Linked DNA regions of Homo sapiens: region 1 is linked to region 2. A link is a loop called in an ENCODE intact Hi-C map of the cell type or tissue named here. Cell type or tissue: HCT116. All regions are shown on one strand. Each heading gives the region's core, and the rest is flanking DNA. Links, peaks and the distances in the headings are about the cores only. Region 1 has its middle 52 kb from the start of THAP12. Region 2 has its middle 11 kb from the start of LRRC32.

Region 1 (9,470 bases), core at 2,326-7,325, 350 kb before region 2:
TCACTTTAGAGTGTAAAGGTTTAAATGGAATAATGTCTATAAAGTACTGTAATGTCTATCACTCAGTTGGCCTAACTTGAATAAAACAAATACAAGCTGGGCAGTCTGAGGAAGGCATCGCAAGGAGTGGCTTTTGACCTGGGCTTTTAGAGCCAGGAGTCTTAATAGGTAAAGAACTGGTGGGGAAGGGCCCCTCTAGGCCCTTTTCCATATTCTGGTTACAGTCTCTGTTAATGTTTATAACTTTAAACAGAGACTTCCTGCTCTGAAATGTGTTGTTACTGCCCATTTAAAAATTGAACTAGAATAAAGATAGCAAGCGGAACTCGCACTATGGTCTTCCCTGAAACCAACTAAAACAACACTAAAGGGATTTATCATAATATTGGAAACCAGACACAGCCAACAAAGAATGGTAATTGATTAAATCCTAAAAGGCAATAAAGAAAGTTGAAAATCAGCCCAATTTACACTGTTAAACCCCCAAATGGTTCAGGAGTTGGTTGTACCAGGTACCTCTGGAAAGTGGGTGGGTCGGAGGTGGGCGGGGTGGAGGCTAAAAACAGAAAGATTGCTTGGAAAACAATCAGACTTCCAGATACTCTCTCTCCTGGCAAAATACTAATACTCCAGACAGGATACACAGAATGCTTCAGGCAGGAGATTGGAGGAGCTTTTCTTTTGACTAGCACAAAATAAAAGACATGGAATGGCCCAATCATGTGCACAGCCCCAATCATGTTCAGAGGGTATCAAATCTGTTTTAGTGTCTCATTCTTAAATATGAGCAGACAGCAAAGGATGAGTAAGCATTTGAGAAAAGCCTCTAATTAAAAAAGAAGTCAAAAGAATAGGGGGAAACAACAAAGGAACTTAGAAGCTGGCAACTTTGCAAAAAGCTGAAAACTTAAAACTATAATTAACATCCTAAGAAATAAGATATTGCTGCAAAATGGGGAAATGTCTCCAAAATTCTGAAGAAAGTTATATTTCCATCCCAGAAAGTTATATTTCCACCCAGCCAACTGATGATCAAGGGTGAAGAGAGAATACATTTCTAGTCATGTGAATTATCTTTGCATGTTTCCTGAGGAAGCTTCTGGAGGATGTGCTTCAACAGAAGTGAGGGAGTTAACCAAGAAAGAGGAAAACATGGCATCCAAGGAAAAGAAAATGTAACAAAGGATAGGGGCAAAGGAATCCCCAGGCCATTCTATTCTATTGTGCAATAGAAGACAATTCATCCTAATGGGACATGGTGGAAGACTCTGGGAGGGACTTCTTCAGGAAGATGAAATCAGTAGACTAGCCAATGCATTTAAACATATTGAAAGGAGATATGCATAACCACAATTGTTATGCAGGGAAGGAAAAATAATTATAGAATACTACACGGCCCAGTTGTCAATAGCATTTACGTAGCCTAATAATGAAAACATGAATACTGTTCCAATCAAACTTGTGATACTAGGTGGAAGTAGGGAGACACAAAATGTACATGTGAGTGTGGAGAAAGTAAGGGGAAAGAGAGAGAGAAAGAGAAAGAAACTGAAAAATCAAGAAGTAGTAGTATAAGCAAATAATTTAGAGTCAAAAGCAGTGACACAGAGAGACTGCTCAATAAAATATTTGCTGAATGCATGAATGGTCAACACCTAGTGAGGGCCAGGCACATATTTATTGAGCATAATAGTACTTAAGACTTACTGAACAGAAAGGGTCTTCTTCCTTAGAATCACCTTGGTCTGTGTTTGGGTACAAAGCAAGTCCTTGACAAATGTGCATTGCCTTGGTTGAGCGGATGTGGCCTCCTGGATTCCCAGCCTGTTGTGTGATTTTGAACAACTTTCATAGCCTTTCACAAAGGTGCCAGGGTTTCTCCATTATCAATAGGGAAAAAAACGGTCAGAGGATGCTTCCTGGGTCTCAGAGCTGTGACTTGAGAATTGAGTGGGGGAGAGGGGATGGCAATGGTGATGCACAACATGCACCTGAGGATTCCTAGGTGTCCGGAAGACCTGCCCCTGGGGTGGGTGGGTGGAAGGGAAAAGTAATGGCTGATGAAAAGAGGCTGCGAGAGAGGCCTGAATGGGAGGAATGATTCATCCTCCAGCATCTCCCATCCAAAGCCACTCCTCCTCACTGCCCCTTGGCTCTGGCATCAAGCAGCCAACTCTGCTGAATCTGGAGGGGATGTTTTGGCCGGATTCTTCCTATCTCTTGAGATGGGGTGAAGTGGGCCCCTGGCCCACGTCTGCTTCCCTCTGGTTGGTGTGTCACAGAAGATAATGGCTCCAAGGGCTCCAGCAGCACTGCGTGGAACATTATTAGATCGGCTAGCCCAGAACATCTCCAAATTCTAGATTTTACCAACTGGTAAAATTTAAATGAAGAGGAGGTGACCAGCGTAAAGTTACCAGCTTTTTTAGTTTGCTAAAAAAACCAAAACAAACAAACAAAACAAAACAAACAAACAAAAAACATTAGAAAAAGAACTATCATGATGTTCTGTGGTTCCATGGTGTGTTCACTTAGTGGTAAGGCATCAAGCTGTACATTTAGGAGTCTGATTATTCTGAATACATATTAGACTTTGTGAAAAGTTTACTCGAAAAATATCATGTACTAGGCTGGGCGTGGTGGCTTACCCCTGTAATCCCAGCACTTTGGGAGGCCAAGGTGGGCAGATCAGCCAGAAGTTCAAGGTCAGGAGTTTGAGACCAGCCTGGCCATCTTTACTAAAACTACAAAAATTAGCCAGGCATGATGGTAGGTGCCTGTAATCCCAGCTACTCAGGAGGCTGAGGCCAGAGAATTGCTTGAGCCCAGGAGGCAGAAGTTGCAGTGAGCCGAGATCGCACCACTGCACTCCAGCCTGGGAGACAGAGCAAGACTCCATCCTCCATCTCAAAAAATTTTAAAAAAAGAAAAAAAGAAAAACTGTCGTGTACTATTGCACCACTACTTCATCTAAAATAAATTTTTGATGCCCAAAATGGGAAAAGCGTAATCTCAATAGAGTCCAGTTTGTCCTTATGAAAAGGCAGTGAACAGTGAATGGTAGGTGAAATTACAATAGTATGCTTTACATGTGTGATAGTAACATTCTAGGGGAGAAAGCCAAAAGTGTCATTTCACAATATCACTCACACATTGGTTTTTGTCAATTGAGGGATTCAGATGTGAAGTGGAATCCTATATCTAGCTTGTTCTTAAGCTTTATCATAGTTGTTGAGAAAAATCCAGTTTCACTCGGTTATCTTAAGGGAAGTGGAAGCCACACCCAGTGTAGTTCCACTGAATTTCTAATGTTCTCTGACTTCTGAGAGAGGCTGAGAACAAAGACAGCAGCTGCCAGCCCCTGCTCTCCCTACCACTGGAAAGGCCAGAGGCCAGGTGAGGGGGACTCACAGCCATTGGGCACCCTGATCACCAGGCACAGAATAGTCAGATCTTTATTTGAAAGGGATGCTATAGACCAAGACGACCCTGGCCAGTCCATCTGTAAGCACTTAGGGACCTTCTGTCAGTCTCCCTTTTATGAGAACTGAGGTCCGGAGTGAGGAGGTGATACATTCAAAGACACACAGCAAGTTAGTGAAGAGCTGGAGCTAGAACCTGGCCTGCCAGCCCTGTGTTCTCCCCATGCACCCTGGCTCAGGAGCTCCTGGTGGCCACCCTCCTTGACCTTGAAAACTGCTCACTGCCATGTTGGAGGTAAACTCTTCAGAGCTCCGGCTCTGGTGGCCAGAGCTGGGCTGGTGCTGGGCTGCAGGGAATCGAGTTACCTAGTTGGAGAGGATCCCTCAGGAGCCAGCCTCTCTCCAGTTGGCAAGAGGACAACTTGGCGAGGCTGGGCTCATAGAAGATGCCAGAGCTGCTACAATGGAGGGCTTCAACCATCCAACACCTCCTTCAGGGCTGCTGTCACCAAACCCAAGCTGACACCCTGGCTCTGGGCAGAGGCTGGCGGGTGTGGGTGGAGGAGGGAAGGTTGTTAGGAAGGCTCTGCCAGGCGGAGGGAGGGGGTTGGCTTCTGCAAAATGGGCCTCTTTCCCGCCTGGTGGGCTTTGCTCACTCTTGCCTCCTCGCTGCTTCTCTCTCCTCATGGACACGCCCAGTTTCCTCCGATTGCACAAAGCCTCTTTGATGAATGATGCCACAAAGAGGCTGCTTCAGGGGACCCAGGGTTTGGCCCACTCTTTGGGCCTTCCCACCCAATCTGTGAAATGGCCAATTGTGAGTATATGAATATACTCAGCTCTGACAGGGAACCTTTCAGAGGAGCACCATGGTTAAGGAGCTCCCAAATGAGGGCATGGGCCCATAGCAGCCCAGGTGGCCCCATTCCTACCCTGAGTGGAGGGGTAGGGACCCTTAATTTCTGTAACACAAGTCAGAGACACTCAAAGCAGGAAGAAGTCTGGTCAACCATATGTTTCAGGTGCCTTGAAAGTCTCAATATTTGTTGAATGGGCGAATGAATAAAGTTCAGCTTAAGACTTTTTTTTTTTTTTGAGACAGAGTCTCACTCTGTCACCCAGACTGGAGTGCAGTGGCGCGATCTCGGCTCGCTGCAACCTCCACCTCCTGGGTTTAAGCGATTCTCCTGCCTCAACCTCCAGAGTAGCTGGGACTATAGGCACACGCCACCATGCCCTGCTAATTTTTGTATTTTTGGTAGAGACGGGGGTTTCACCATGTTGGCCAGGCTGGTCTCGAACTCCTGACCTCAGGTGATCCACCTGCCTCAGCCTCCCAAAGTGCTGGGATTACAGGTGTGAGCCACCATGCCTGGCCAAGACTATTTTAAAGAAAGATGCCACTGCTGAACAGTAAAATCAAAGACCTCATTTAACAGCCCTCATCTGACAGAAGAGAAACATGCCCGGTGAAGGGCCCTTCTTGCTGACATTTCCAAGTAACACAAGGGACCAGGCAGGCGTCCCAAGCCCAGGTGTCTGATGGCTGCTCTTCTGCTGAGTGAGAGTCCCCCAGGACCCCGCTCCAGGGCCTGGGCTCACTACTCCATAAGCAGCCCCACTGCTTGCCGGCAGATCTGCAGCTTCCGCAGACACTTCCAGCTTTCAGTTCCTTGAACATTCCTGTCATTCCTTGGGCAAACCCACTCTACTCCACATTTCTTTGAACTTCCCCGACTTCCCTGACCCTCTGCGACTAGCTGTGTGACCCTGGGCAAGTTGCTCAACTTCTGCAAGCTTGAGCCTCCACATCATGAAAGCGAGAGAAGCATTACTGACCCCGAAGGGCTGCTGTGAGGCCCACAGCTCCAGCTGAGAAAGTGCATGATAAAGTCAACATGATGGGACCTTCACTCTGTGCCAGACATGTGCAAGACAGGGTTATGTCCTGCACAAAGCAGTGTAGGGGTTAAGCACAGATTAGATTCACAGGTGGGGCCAACCTGAGTTAGAATTCTAGCCCTACCACTGACTCACTGTGTAAACCTGGGCGAGTCCCCTTAGCCTTTCTAGGACTCTCTTTTCTTGTCTGTAAAATGGAGACAATAATACCTACTGTTGCTTAAAGGATGAAAAGGGAACCCCATAAACGAAGTGCCCTGCCCAATGCCCAGCATACAGCAGGTGCTCAGTGAAGGGCCACCTCCACGCACCTCCTTCTCCATGAAGTCCCCAGCAGGCTGGTCCTGCAGGTCCCCCAGTGATCTAGAGTCCCAAGTGTGAGCACTGGCCCCTGCTGCTTTGTAAGTCCTCTGCCCAAAGCTGTGGAGTCCTACTTGGGTCTAACTGGGAACACCAAAGTAAAGAGGAATGAGGGGGCCCCAGGATGGAGAGTTTGGAGTGGGGCTGCTGTGTAGGATGGCAGCCAGCAGGCCTGGCCCTGAACCCCAGGGCCACCACCTTTTTAAATCAGATCCTTCCCTCCAAGCAAGCAAACAATCTGGCTCTGGCGGAGGCCCTGGTCAAGCACAGCAGAACCTTTGTGAGCTCTTGACTCTCCCCCTGCCTCCCCACTTCATCCTTGTCATCGCCTGCAGGGAGCTCTGGGGGTGGTGCTTTGGGCAGGGGAGCAGCTGGTAGGCTGCTGGCTTAGCCTGATGTTAAAGGCCTGAGGGGCTGGTCTCACCCTCTAGCCACATCTCCCTCCAGCCCCCTCCTCCCCTCCCAGGCTGCCGCTTGGTCTTTGCAGGCATAGTTGTCTCTCCCTTTGATACTCTGGAGAGGTAGAACTGAAGTGGAGGCTAGGGCTGTGGAAGGGCAGGGAGAGGTCTTCGTTGCAAGAGAGGCCAGACTTGTCCTCACGCCCTTTGCTGTTCCTGGTGCGGAGCAATGCTTCACCTCCGCCCTGGCCAATTCTAAACCCTCAGACCCTAGTTTAAGTCTGTTGGCAGGGTAGCTGCAGCCCTGAGAGGTACTTTGCTCCTCCATACAAAGAGGTGAAACTCTCTAGACCCTCACAGGGCAGCTTTCTGTGCACCTCAGAGACTTGACGAGACTCCTGGGACTCCTGTCCTTGCCTTTCATGTGTGGCCATACCAGGTGCTTCATCACCACTCAGTAGAGCTTAGGCTCCAAGAACCTGCACTCTGAAACCTCTGTCTCTCCAAGATCTAACCTTGTACGAGTTATTGCTCAGAATCCTCCCGCTGCAGCCCGGACCCCTGGGTAGTCCCTCTTCATTCTTCAGGTCCAGCTGGGGAGGTGTCCCTGTAACACCTGCGCTTAGTACTGCCCTGCTTACCCATCACTGCCATGATGGCAGAGCCTCCGCCCGCCTCACTCACCGCTGGACCCCAGTGCCTGGGACAGGGCTGGGAACAAGGTAGGGGATCCAGAAACAAGTATTGTCTGCCTGGCCAAGGTCCCCCATCCCCTTCACTGTCAGCACCTGGACCCACCTTCCCTTCACTGACAAGGTGAGCATTATTACATGAAAAAAAAAAAAAAAAAAAGTCAGTCAAGTAACAAATGGAGAAAACATTTGGATGCAAGACACAAAATGCTAATTCCCCCTTGTTTTTGTAAAGCAATAAGAAAAATACTTTTGCTCATATTTTTTGTTTTTTTTGGAGACAGGGTCTCACTCTGTTGCTCAGGCTGGAGTGCAGTGGCATGATCACAGTTCATTGCAGCTTCAACCTTCCAGGCTCAGGTGATCCTCCCACCTCAGCCTCCTGAGTAGCCAGGACTACAGGCACGCACCACCACACCTGGCTAATTTTTTTTTTTTTTTTTTTTTGAGACAGAGTCTGTCGCCCAGGCTGGAGTGCAGTGTTGCGATCTCGGCTCACTGCAAGCTCCGCCTCCTGGGTTCACACCATTCTCCTGCCTCAGCCTCCCAAGTAGCTGGGACTACAGGCTCCCGCCACCATGCCCCGCTAATTTTTTGTATTTTTAGCAGAGACGGGGTTTCACCGTGTTAGCCAGGATGGTCTCGATCTCCTGGCCTTGTGATCCACCCACCTCAGCCTCCCAAAGTGCTGAGATTACAGGTGTGAGCCACCGCACCCAGCCATGCCTGGCTAATTTTTAAACTTTTTGTAGAGATAGGATCTCGCTATGTTGCCCAGGCTTATCTCGAACTTCTGGGCTCAAGTGATCCACCCACCGTGGCCTCCCAAAGTGCTGGGTTTACAGGCGTGAGCCGCCACACCTGGCCCATATTCTTTATCAAATTGAAAAAAACATTTTACAGAAAAGAGGAAACACACACATGATATATATATATACACACACATATAAATATATGTATATAATTTTTTTTTTGAGACAGGGTCTCACTTTGTCACCCAGGCTGGAGTGCAGTGGAACAATCATGACTAATTGAAGCTTTGACTTTCCAGATTCAAGCAATCCTCCTGCCTCAGCCTCCCTAGTAGCTGGGACTACAGGCATGTGCTACCACACCGGGTAGTTATTTTATTTTATTTTATTTTATTTTTGAGATGGAGTTTCGCTCTTGTCACTCAGGCTAGAGTGCAGTGACACAATCTCGGCTCACTGAAACCTCCACCTCCTGGGTTCAAGCGATTCTCCTGCCTCAGCCTCCTGAGTTGCTGGGATTACAGGTGCCCGCCACTACATCTGGCTAATTTTTGTATTTTTAGTAGGGACGGAGTTTTGCCATGTTGGCCAGGCTGGTCTTGAACTCCTGACCTCAAGTGATCCTCCTGCCTCCGCCTCCCAGAATGCTGGGATTACAGGCGTGAGCCACCACACCCCGCCTGGGTAGTAGTTTTAGTAGAGATAGCAGTCTCACCATGTTACCCAGCTGGTCTTGAACTCCTGGGCTCAAATTATCCTCCTGTCTCAGCCTCCTAAATTGCTGGGATTACAAGTGTGAGCCACCACACATGGCCCAACACTTTTATGTGTTTAAAAAGATGCTTAGTTAACTTCACTTATAATAAAAGAAAAATTAACTAAAATCGGTGAAATGTGCTTTTTGAGCTATGTCTCTCAGATTGGCTTAGACCAAATGGGCTATTTATGAGAGATCTACTTACATGTTTGCAGTAATGGGGAAAGATATTTGTTGCAGCATTGTTTAAAGCAGAGGTCAGCAACCTTTTTCTGTAAAGGATAGACAGTAACTATTTTAGGCTTGAGGACTATACAGTCTCTTGAACTCCTGGGCTCAAGTGATCTACCTGCCTCAGCCTCCCAAAGTGCTGGAATTACAGGCGTTGAGCCACCATACCCAGACTATATGGTCTCATTGTAGCTAATCCACAATGCTGCTGCAGCTCAAACGCAGTCATAAACAAACGTAAACGGATGGGTATGCCTGTGTTCCAATAAAATCTTATTTACAAATGTTGAAACTTAAATTTTGTATACTTTTCATGTGTCACAAAATATTATTTTTTCAAAATCATTTACAGGCTGCTTGTGGTGGCTCATGCCTATAATCCCAGCACTTTGGGATGCTGAGGCAGGAGGATCACTTGAGGCCAGCAGTTTGAGACCAGCCTGGCCAACATGGTGGAACCCCGTCTATACCAAAAATACAAAACTTAACTGGGTTTGGTGGCACATGCCTGTAGTCCCAGCTACTCGGGAGGCTGAGGCATGATAATCACTTGAACCTGGGAAGTGGAGGTTGCAGTGAGCTGAGATTGTGCCACCGTATTCCAGCCTGGGCAACAGAGCCAAATTGTCTCAAACAAATAAACAAACAAACAAAAAAACCCATTTATAAACATAAAAAATTCATAGCTTAAGGTACATAAAAAACAAGAGCTGAGCTGGATCTGGTCAGGAATCCATAGATTGCCAACCCTGGTTTAGATTAACAGAAGACTAGAAACTATCTCAATGCCCCTCACTGGAAGAATGGCTAAATGCACTATGATATATCCTTAGGACCCCTGGATAGTTCCTCCTCATTCCTCAGGTCCAGCCAAAGGAGGTGTCCCCATGACACCATTGCTGAACACTGCCTTGCACCTAAGCCCTTAAAATACCTGCAGTAGAGATGTGTTTATC
Region 2 (9,470 bases), core at 1,748-6,747:
CTCAAAAGTCACACAGTCACCACACATGGTTACATACATCCTGCACAAATCCAACTCTCAATTAAACACATGTGCAAAACACAACACAAACATGTACATTGAGCATACACCGTGTACACACACTATATCCATACATCCTACACGAACACCACACTCACAAACATACCAGACACATTGCACACAAACACAGCTCACATCCAGTATGTACAATAAAGACTTAAAATACCAAGGCTCCCCAAACCCAGTGCACACACAGCAGAGAGCACAGATAAGCCTCTCGTCTGTGTGCATGGACGTGCACACACGCACACACGTGAGCATGCCTGTACACACAGGCACAGGTGCACATGGTCATGGGAACTAGGCTGTCATCTCGCGTGGCTTGTGACTCTGATTTTTCTCAGAAGCAGACCACACATAAGTCAAGTGGCTTCCACTAGGGCTGGTTTCCTGAAGTGAAAAAGGAAAGGAGGGGAAAGGACATAGTTTGGGCTAAATTAGTCAGACAGACTCCTTTGGCCTCCCAGGAATCTCATAATTAATCCAGCTGGGATGCTGTGAGCTTCAGGCCCTGGGAGCTGGGCTGGGGCTTCAGAATGCAGAGTACTGCATCCTGTCTCCTGAGGGATGGATGCCAGGCCTTGTCCCCAAGCCAATCCCTCTGAAGGTCTGGAAGCTTAAAAAGGGGTTATGTGGCCTCAGGGCTGCCACTCCCTGACCTCTTCTAGGCTGTGTGACTTCAGCCTGCTTGCTGGTTTTTCTCTCCTGTGGTGCTGGGGTCAGGAGACCCGGATTTGAGGCCTGAACCTGACTCCCAAAACCAAACTTGCCTCTGCTGGCATCAGTGACCACCTGGCCTCCTGGTGGATGGGCTGTGCTTCCTGCTGGCAGAGGCAGCACCTGCCTCCTGGGGAACATTCTGGGCAAGCCCTCTTGTACACGCCCCTGTTTCACAAGCCCCTTCTGGGTCTTCCAGGTTCCCTTCAGCTGTGGCCCCCTCCTCTCATCTCCTCCTAGCCAGACCCACAAGGGAGCTACCTGCAAGAAAGCCACTCTTGCTGCCTCCATTGCCTCCACTCTCCACCTGTCTCCAGCCCCTCATTCCAGCAAGCACATCCATGGCAGAACTGCTGTGGCCGGACCGAGGGACAGTGTCCACGTCCCTTGGCTATGTTCTTCACAGCTTCCCCTCCTCCTTTAATGGCCTTCTTCCCGTGGCACCTTGGAACACCCCCTCCTGGCCCTCCTCTCTCCTCTCTTGCATCTCCTTCAGGATCCTGCTGCGGGCCCTTCTCTTCCTCCTCCACCTGATTTCTAAAGGTGGAAGCTCCCGGCTCTCACTCCCTCTTCGGCCTGGCGTTTTCTCCCCTGGCCCTTTCCCCAGGGCTGCTTCCTGGCCCAGGATCTCTTTTCCCGCTCATCCACTCAGGCCCCACATGGCAGCAAGATGGAGTCTCTCCAAAACACAGGTTTGACCAGGTCACCCTCCTGCTTAAAAGCCTTTGATGGCCCAGGGCGTCTGAGTCCACGTCACACTTCCCGTTTTCCTGTCTCTTTCACCACACATTGGGGCCAGGTTCTATATCACGAACCCACATACATCCTCCACCATCTCCTCTCCCCTTTCTTGCTCTCCCTAGCTGTGCCCAGTTAGCTCTATCAAAGTCCCTCTCCCTCTCTCTTTCTCCTGCCTCTCCCTCCCCCTCTCTCTCTTCCTTCCCATCTATCTCTCCCTCTTTCACCTGATTTAGAGTTACCAGAGGTGAGGGCTGCAGAAACTACCTTGTGGGGTTTCCATGCCATTAAAAGGAAAAAAAAAGCCGAGCCTCCAGTTCAAAAAGCTCTTCATTTCCCTGCTACATAAGTCCAAGAGGCCAAGTGAGAGGGCATGGTGGCTGTGGGAAGAAACAGCCCTCCAGTGGGCTTCCCCAGGCGGGTGGCCAGAGTTCATTAGTTTCTCCGCCTTTTCATTCTTCCGTGTCCCACCTACCCTGCAAGTTCTGACCTTGACCTGGGCCCATAGCACACTCTGGCATCTGCCCCCTCAACTCTTCCATCCACATCCAGAGACCTGGCTGCTGGCCTTGGCTTCACCTGGCCTCACCTGCCCCGTCCTCTGCACCCTACTCCAGCTCCATTCGCTGGGCCCTACCTTGCAGCTGGTGACCTTGTCTGAGTCACCTTTTTCCATATAGTATTTGGCTGGGGCCCATAAGGCCACCAGGGTGGTGCAGGTGGTGGGGGCTTTGGAGTTGAGGTCCAGTTCTGCCACTGGCTTGCTGGGTGACCTTGGACTGAGTCTCAGTAGCTGCATCGAAAATAGAGAATAATCTTTGCCTTGCATGATGGAAGTGAGAGGTACATTGCAGATATTCCATCCACATTAGTTCCTTCTTTCTAGTGAAATAAAGACCCTCCCATGGGCTGCCCACAGGGGAAGCCTTGGAGTCAGTGCCTGGGGAGACCTGAGCCACCCCTTTAAAGGGTTCCTGGACCTTGGACCAGTCTTGTAGTTGTTCTTTGGGTAACCACCAATGAATAAGGAAGCTGAGGCTGGGTGCTGGTGGGCTGGGGACAACACGGAGATTTGGGGATGAGGGGTGATGGGAAAAGGATGGAGAAAGGTGAAGCAGCTGCCAGGGAAGGGACTCCGGGAAGGAGAACTGAGGCTTTAAAAAGTTCATGAAGTTTGGCTGCGTGGTGAGCCATGATGCGTTGTCTTCTCTGGCTCCCAGGAATTCTTCACCAACTCTCCATTTCTCATAGTTGCACTGGGGAGTTGGATGTGGTTTTAGTTTCTGTCAAAGTGAAGAGTGTGGGCTCAAGGTGAACACATGGGAAGAACAGAGACTGCCCTCATGGCCAGCTCCCACCAGCCCATGTCTGTAATAACAATTCTGAAAATATGCTGAGACGATATTGTGATGTTCCTCAAGCTGGAAGGATTTTGTACCCGGACACAATAGTGATGGGGAAGGTTATCTCCAGGCCACTGGCTCCAGGCCTTAATGGGTAAATATAACTACTAAAAGGAATACTTTTTAGAATAAAAACTCTCTAGGTTGAAACTGGGGGTCAGAGGGATTTGGAAGGACAAGACGGGCCAGGGCATAGGGATAGAAAGGGGCTGGGCAGCCAGGGGAGAGAGCTGGCAGGGCCAGCTGGCAGGAGCTCCTCAGCAAAGGCCCTTGGTCATCAGTAGTGCACACTTGCTAAGTCGAAAAGTGACGTCGCAAGGTCTGCGTTGCAGGTAGATTAGGGGTGGGAATAGAGGCAAGAGAGCAGCATGAAGCCTGGTGCCCTTGTTGTGGACCGAAGTCGGAGACCATCGTGGCAGGCCGCACAGGACTTGATGACTGATTGTGGAGGTGGTGGAGAGCTGTCATGAGAAGGACAGGGAAGAGAGGGCCATCACCCATTTCTGCACCAGGAGACCAGGCAGAGCAGTCAGGGTAATTTGTGGCTCACGGGGAAATGTCCACAGATCAGAGATGCTTCTCCTGTCTGTAGATGGGGCAGTCACAACTGCCTCCCAGGAGAGAGTGTGATAGGCCACAGGAGCCAGCATCCAGGCAAGAATGGTATACGATGATCGCCTATGCGTTATGTCATAGAAAATGTTAGTGTCTGGAGGCTGGACACATCCTGGACACACGCCAACTTGGGCCAGGCCTTTCCGGTGGGGACAGGACCCTGAGATCTGCTGTTTCACGATGCACAGGGGCCAGGTTCCATATCCTGGAGCCCACACTCTGCACTTGACAGAGCCAAAAACCACATCCAGCTCCCCAGTGCGCCAGTGAGAAATGGAGAGTTGTTGAAGAACTCTCTTTGTGCTTCAGTCATTCAGGGAAGTTTCCCACGTGGGACTCCTCCGTGGGGTGCCCCATCACTCCATGTATCCCCCTCCTCCCTCTCCCTGCTGGGCAGCGGAGCCCCGGGAGCCTGCGGGCTGGGGAGGGGCCCACGAGTCTCCTGGGTTGCCAGAGGGGCTCCTGGTTCACTCTGGAACAACTTGCCTGCCCCCTAGTGGATTGCTCAAAGAGTCTCTCAGGCCGCGGAAACCTGCGCTGGTCCTGATGGAGAGACTGGGGCCTCCAGCAAGAGGGACTTGTGCAGGGAAGGCCAGGTCAGAGCCTACATGGGAGGTGGCATGGCCAGCCCTTGAGAAGGAGCCGGGCTTGGGTGTCCCACAGCCCCGGGGAACGCAGCAGCCCATTTGGTTTGTCAGTCTCCTCTCAGAGCCTCGTGTCCTCACCACTCAATGAAGATGCAGGGTCCTGAGACGGTGCACACAGCAGGTGCTCAGTACATGTGTGGCCTTTCCCTCCTTCTCTGTGTCACTTCACCTCCCATTCTATGAGAGTGTAGACTCCACTCTGTCTTTTGAGCAAATCTTGATTGTCATGCACGTGGATTTCCTTAAAGGGAGGCTCACCTGCCACCACAGTAGCCTCCTTCACCTCCCCTGATCTGTCATATTTCTTCCCCACTGAACTTTACTGGCCAGACCCTGGGGTCACACAAACAGGGTTCAGATCCACCTTTGCCCTCCAGAAGCCCCCTTCTGCAGGGAGAGGCTGACACAAGACCATACCTAGAGTGTAGTCAGTGATGGACAGGGTGGCCCAGGGCTGAGGGGCCAGAGGAGGTCCCCCTCCCACAGCACGTTGGGATGAAAGGGAGTGTGTCAGGGAAGGATTCCTGGAGGCAGTGGCAGAGGAACAGAGATTTGGAGAGGAAGGAGTTAGCCAGAAGGAGTGGGAAACAGGGAGCTGGGAAAGAGCCTCCAGGCCGGTGCAGGGGTTGGAGGTGAGGGCATCCACTGCAGCATAAGGGCAGTGGTGAGCAGAGGCAGGGCTGCGAGGGGAGCCATGAGCTGACATGCTGCCTGTGCCTGGTGTGCCGGGATCCCAGCTAAGCATCAGATCAACCAAGCTCAGATGCAGAGAACAGCAGAGGAGAAACCAAAAGGCGACCTCAGGAGCTGGCATTGCGGGAGGGGAGATTATTTATTCGATGCCTTTGGGCTAGTTAGTTCCTTAATTTGTTCATTCATCAATTCAGCTTTCTCGTACATGCCTCTTCCTGGGCATTGGACTAAAGGAAGGAACTAGATAAGGTCCCTCCTGTCAAGTGAGGATCAGGCATGGCAGCTACTAATTCCATACCGAGGAGGACTGGGAAAGGGTTTCAGGAGAAGGTGGCATTTTAGGTGGACTTTGAAGGATGTAGAGGCATTCACCAGGTGTTGAAAAAGGGACAAGTCATCTAGGTAGAGAAAATAACAAGAGCAAAGATGCCGCATCATGAGGGGTTTGCAGAAGTGTAAGGAGTGTGTCATAGCCAAACAGTTGGTTGTGTAGGGGGCAGATGAGGTGGGGCCAGCATGTGTAGGGCCTTGAATGCCAGGCTAAAGTATTTGGGCTTTTCTAAGGAGTCCATCTCAAAGTGTGCCCACCTGCAGAACCAGGGACCAAGCAATTCCAGATCACCCAGCCCTGCAAGGACCTTCTGGAAGCCCATAGCTCCATCTGCCATAGTGAGAACCCAACCTCTAGAAATGCCAGAATGTCCCCTTGCTGGGAATGTACTCCAAGGGACAGGTGAATGGTCACAGGCTGCTGGGGGGAAGGCAGGGGGCCTTCATTGGCACCAGCTGGCATTGACTCATCATGAAAGCCATGACTTGGGGCTCCATCTCTGGGGTCCCATCTGAGCATGTGCATGGAAGCCCATGCGAATGCCGTGCTGGCTCCTCCTGAGGGCTTCCTCAGACTCACCTGGAAGGTGCTGTCCTCACCCCTGTTCTGCAGAAGAGGAAGTTGTGTGCTCACTGAGGCTGCCTCCCCTGGGAACCCTCCAGGGACCATTGCTGTTTTTCTGGGCTTTTGTAGCCCTGCATCACCACCTCAGATCAGGAGACAGATGGGCTGACACATACAAGGCACTTCATCCTCCAAGCCTCCAGTTCCTCATCTGTAAAGTGAGCAAATAACTCTCATTTTAGAGAGTGGGCATGGTTGAGACAATATGCATGAAGCTCCTGGCACACACCTGGCCCACAGCAGGTAGCAGGTAAGTGGGGAAATAAATGAGACATAAAGCCTCCCAGGAGGAAACGGCCAGCCCCGGACTGGGGCATGATGCAGGATCCAGGTGGGCATGGGCCTTCTTCCTTTGTCCCTAGCTGATGGAGGAAGGTTAGAGAGAGGTGAGAACCCTGGTGTGTGTTGTGGGGGGGAAATATGGTTTGGCTGTGTCCCCACCCAAATCTCATCTCGAATTGTAATCTGAATGACGTGTCAAGGGAGGGATCTGGTGGGAGGTGATTGGATCATGGGGGTGGTTTCCCCAGGCTGGTCTCATGGTAGTGAGTGAGTTCTCATGAGATCTGGTTGTTTTGTAAGTGTCGGGCGCTTCCCCCTTCTCTCTCTCTCTCTCTCTCTCTCTCTCAACACCATATAAGAGTTGCCTTGCTTCCCTTTGCCTTCTGCCATGATTGTAAGTTTCCTGAGGCCTCCGCAACCATGCAGAACTGTGAATCAATTAAACCTCTTTTGTTTATGAATTACCCAGTCTCAGGTAGTATCTTTATAGCAGTGTGAAAACAGACCAATGTAGGGAGTCTAGTTACATGCAGTATGTCAGCTCTGGAGCCAGAGTTTCCTCCTAGAGTCCTTAGGAGCCTCTAAGAACAGAGCTGACTCAGCCCTTCTCAGCAAGGGCAGTTGAGGGAGTGAGCAGAGGGGCAAGAGCTGCTCCCACCATACAGCCTTCCAGAGGGCCCAAGAGCATGAAGACCCATGGCTGAATCTAGACACACCCTGACAAACAGCACACATGCACACAACAGGTACTTGGACACACATCACACATATGGATACACATGGTATGCACACAGATACATGTGTCACTGCCCCAGATTTTGGGACAGGAAGGGATGTACCACTGCCCCAGATTTTGGTGCTCAGACACGCTCAGACACATAACATACACAGTAAAGCCACATACATGTAGACACACCAAGGCCATAAATGCATGTACACAGAAACACACGGACACATAAATGCACATATACACAGACAACATGCACAGATGCCCACAGATGAGCACATACATGCAGACACAGACACAATGACAACCCACACATGTCCACAGGCATAGGCACAGGCTCACTGTCACTTGCCTGCAAAGGTCCCTTTCAGCTCTGGTGTCCACTTAAATATACAAGGTCACACAGATCTGTTCACCCACCCCACCCCCCAAGTCACATCTGCACCACACTTCTTAGCTGAGCGTGTGTTCACACGCACTGCCTCCTTGATCTAACAGCAGCCTCATAAGGCAGTTAGGGCAGGGGCCTGGACCCTCCTGTGCAGCGAGGAACAGAAGGCCTAGAGGCGCCAACAGACCAGCCTGGGCCACTTGGCTCCTGGCGGGTGTCTTAGTCAGCTTGGGCTGCTGTAACTGAATAACACAGATTGGAGGGCTTCAACAATAGATATTTGCTTCTCACCGTTTTGGAGCTTGGAAGTCCCAGATCAAGGTGCCGTCAGGGCCTGGCACTGGTGAGGCCTCTCTTACAGGTTCGCAGATGGCCCCTTGTTGCTGTGCTCTCCCTTGGTGGAAAGAGCTAGCTCACTGGCCTCTTCTCACAAGGGCACTAATCCCATTTGTGAGGGCTCCAGCCTTATAATCTGATCACCTCTCAAAGGTCCCACCTCCTAAGCCATCACATTGGGACTGGGGTTTCGACATAGGAATGTGGGCGGAGAACACAGGCCTTCAGTCCACAGTAGGAAAGGGGAGTCCTGGTTGAGCTCCAGTCTCCTCCTGCCCAGCTGTGGTGCCAGGGCACAAACCCATGCATATGCTCATGGATGCTCACGGCAGACACACAGCTATGCACCCAGAGGGGCTTCAGGAGTCACCTAGACCATGTACTCATTTTACAGATGAAGAAACTAGAGCCCTGAGAGAAAATCCATAGCCCTAAAGGGGGCCACCCAGAGGGCCTGTGGAGAAACCAGGGCCACATCTCTGTCCCTTTCCCCCACCCCACCCCACAGCTGTCCCACACACACAGACACAATCACACACAAGCCATGGGCACATTCCACAGATACACGCGTGCAGATCCTCCCTGTTCAACACTCCTGCAGGCTCGCAGGGTCAGATGTGGTGTTTCCACAGTCCTCTCATTTAACTCTCATGATGATATGGGATGTAAGAGTAACTGGCTCCGTTTTGCATTTCAGGAAACTGAGGCATAGAAAGGTTAGGCCCAAAGTTGCACAAGTAGGGACAGGCAGTGGCATCTCCCAAAGCCAATTCTACAATCACCATCACATCCTTACATACCTCTTGTCTCTTACACACACACGCACACACACACACACACACACACAGGGGCACCCTGGCGTCTGTGGGCACAGCAGCCCTCAGGCAGAACATTTTCCCAACAACCACCACTTCAAAGTTTTCGTACCAGCTCCCCGCTCCTAAGGGGTCTTTTGAGGAAAGGATAAGTTTGTTTGGGGCTTAACCTGCCCACTTGGCCCCGCCCCTCTCCCCTCAGTTGGGGAAATGAATTCCACGTGTGCCTGATCTTGCCTGCTCTGAAATCACCCGCGAGGATTTGGTGAGCACTCTTTGATGTTGGAAGCCAATTTAATAAGTTGGCTGTTGGGTTTTTTTTTTTTCTTTTTTTTTTTTCTGTAAGACAGAACTCTCATCTCAGTTTCCTGAAAACTGAGGAATTCTCACCTTCCCTCCTCCATCTTGAGTTTCTGAGTTCCTGTGTCCCAAGGCCTGGACTCCTGACACAGTGCTCACAGACACCCGAAGGTTTAGGCTGCCTTGGGGAGGAGAGGCAGGGAAGGAGGCAACGTGCTGGTTTGGGGAGGAGAGGCAGGGAAGGAGGCAGCGCACTTTGAGCATTTCCTATGGGCCAGGCCCTGTGTTAGAAGCTCTGAATCCTCTCAATGCCCCTTTCAGAGATGACAAAACAGATATGTTGCAAGTGGGAGGCCAGCTGAGCCTGGAGCCCTCGTCTGCCTGGCTTCTCTTCCTCGTCCTAGCCTTGCTTCTGCCCAAAGCAGCTGTGCCACCTGGGGCAAATGACCTCCTCCCCCTGGGCCTTGGGCCCTGCAGCCAGCAGTGGGCACAGGGCTCCTCAGGGTCGGCTCTCATGGTAATGAGCTCTCTGCATCAAAACCATTTGCCGAGGACAAAGCACCATGTGAAAGGAGGGGAGGGTTTCTATTTTTATTGTTTTGGTGTTGAGAGGCAAGTTCAGCTCTAGGATTCTTATGGGAATGCATCAATTACTATCACTCTGGGCACTTAGTAACAAGCACCAGGTTGGCCACCAGGGAGCTCAGCAAGGAAGTCTTTGAAGGAAGTGGAGCAGGGAGGGGGAAGGGGTATCCACAAGAGGCTCCGCGCTGGTGCAGGCACCTGCCCCA

The links. A loop is a pair of places that touch in the nucleus more often than their neighbours do. Peaks named below come from ENCODE experiments on the same cell type or tissue, not always from the same donor. Only the 100,000 strongest peaks of a DNase experiment are listed, where the experiment ranks them.
Region 1: it touches region 2 in a loop (4-fold over the local background); 6 of 110 quality-filtered maps call a loop at or near these places.

Annotation. Positions count from the first base shown.
Region 1 is chr11:76,324,120-76,333,589 of GRCh38, forward strand. No RefSeq gene overlaps it. Among named protein-coding and RNA genes, the nearest start is that of THAP12, 52 kb to the right of the region's middle. In HCT116, for the core only: no CTCF peak of the experiment used is centred there; a DNase peak (open chromatin) is centred at 5,192.
Region 2 is chr11:76,676,991-76,686,460 of GRCh38, forward strand. It overlaps the pseudogene GUCY2EP. Among named protein-coding and RNA genes, the nearest start is that of LRRC32, 11 kb to the left of the region's middle. RefSeq lists enhancers at 9,235-9,470, 9,449-9,470. In HCT116, for the core only: a CTCF peak has its summit at 4,016 (motif pointing left); a DNase peak (open chromatin) is centred at 4,011.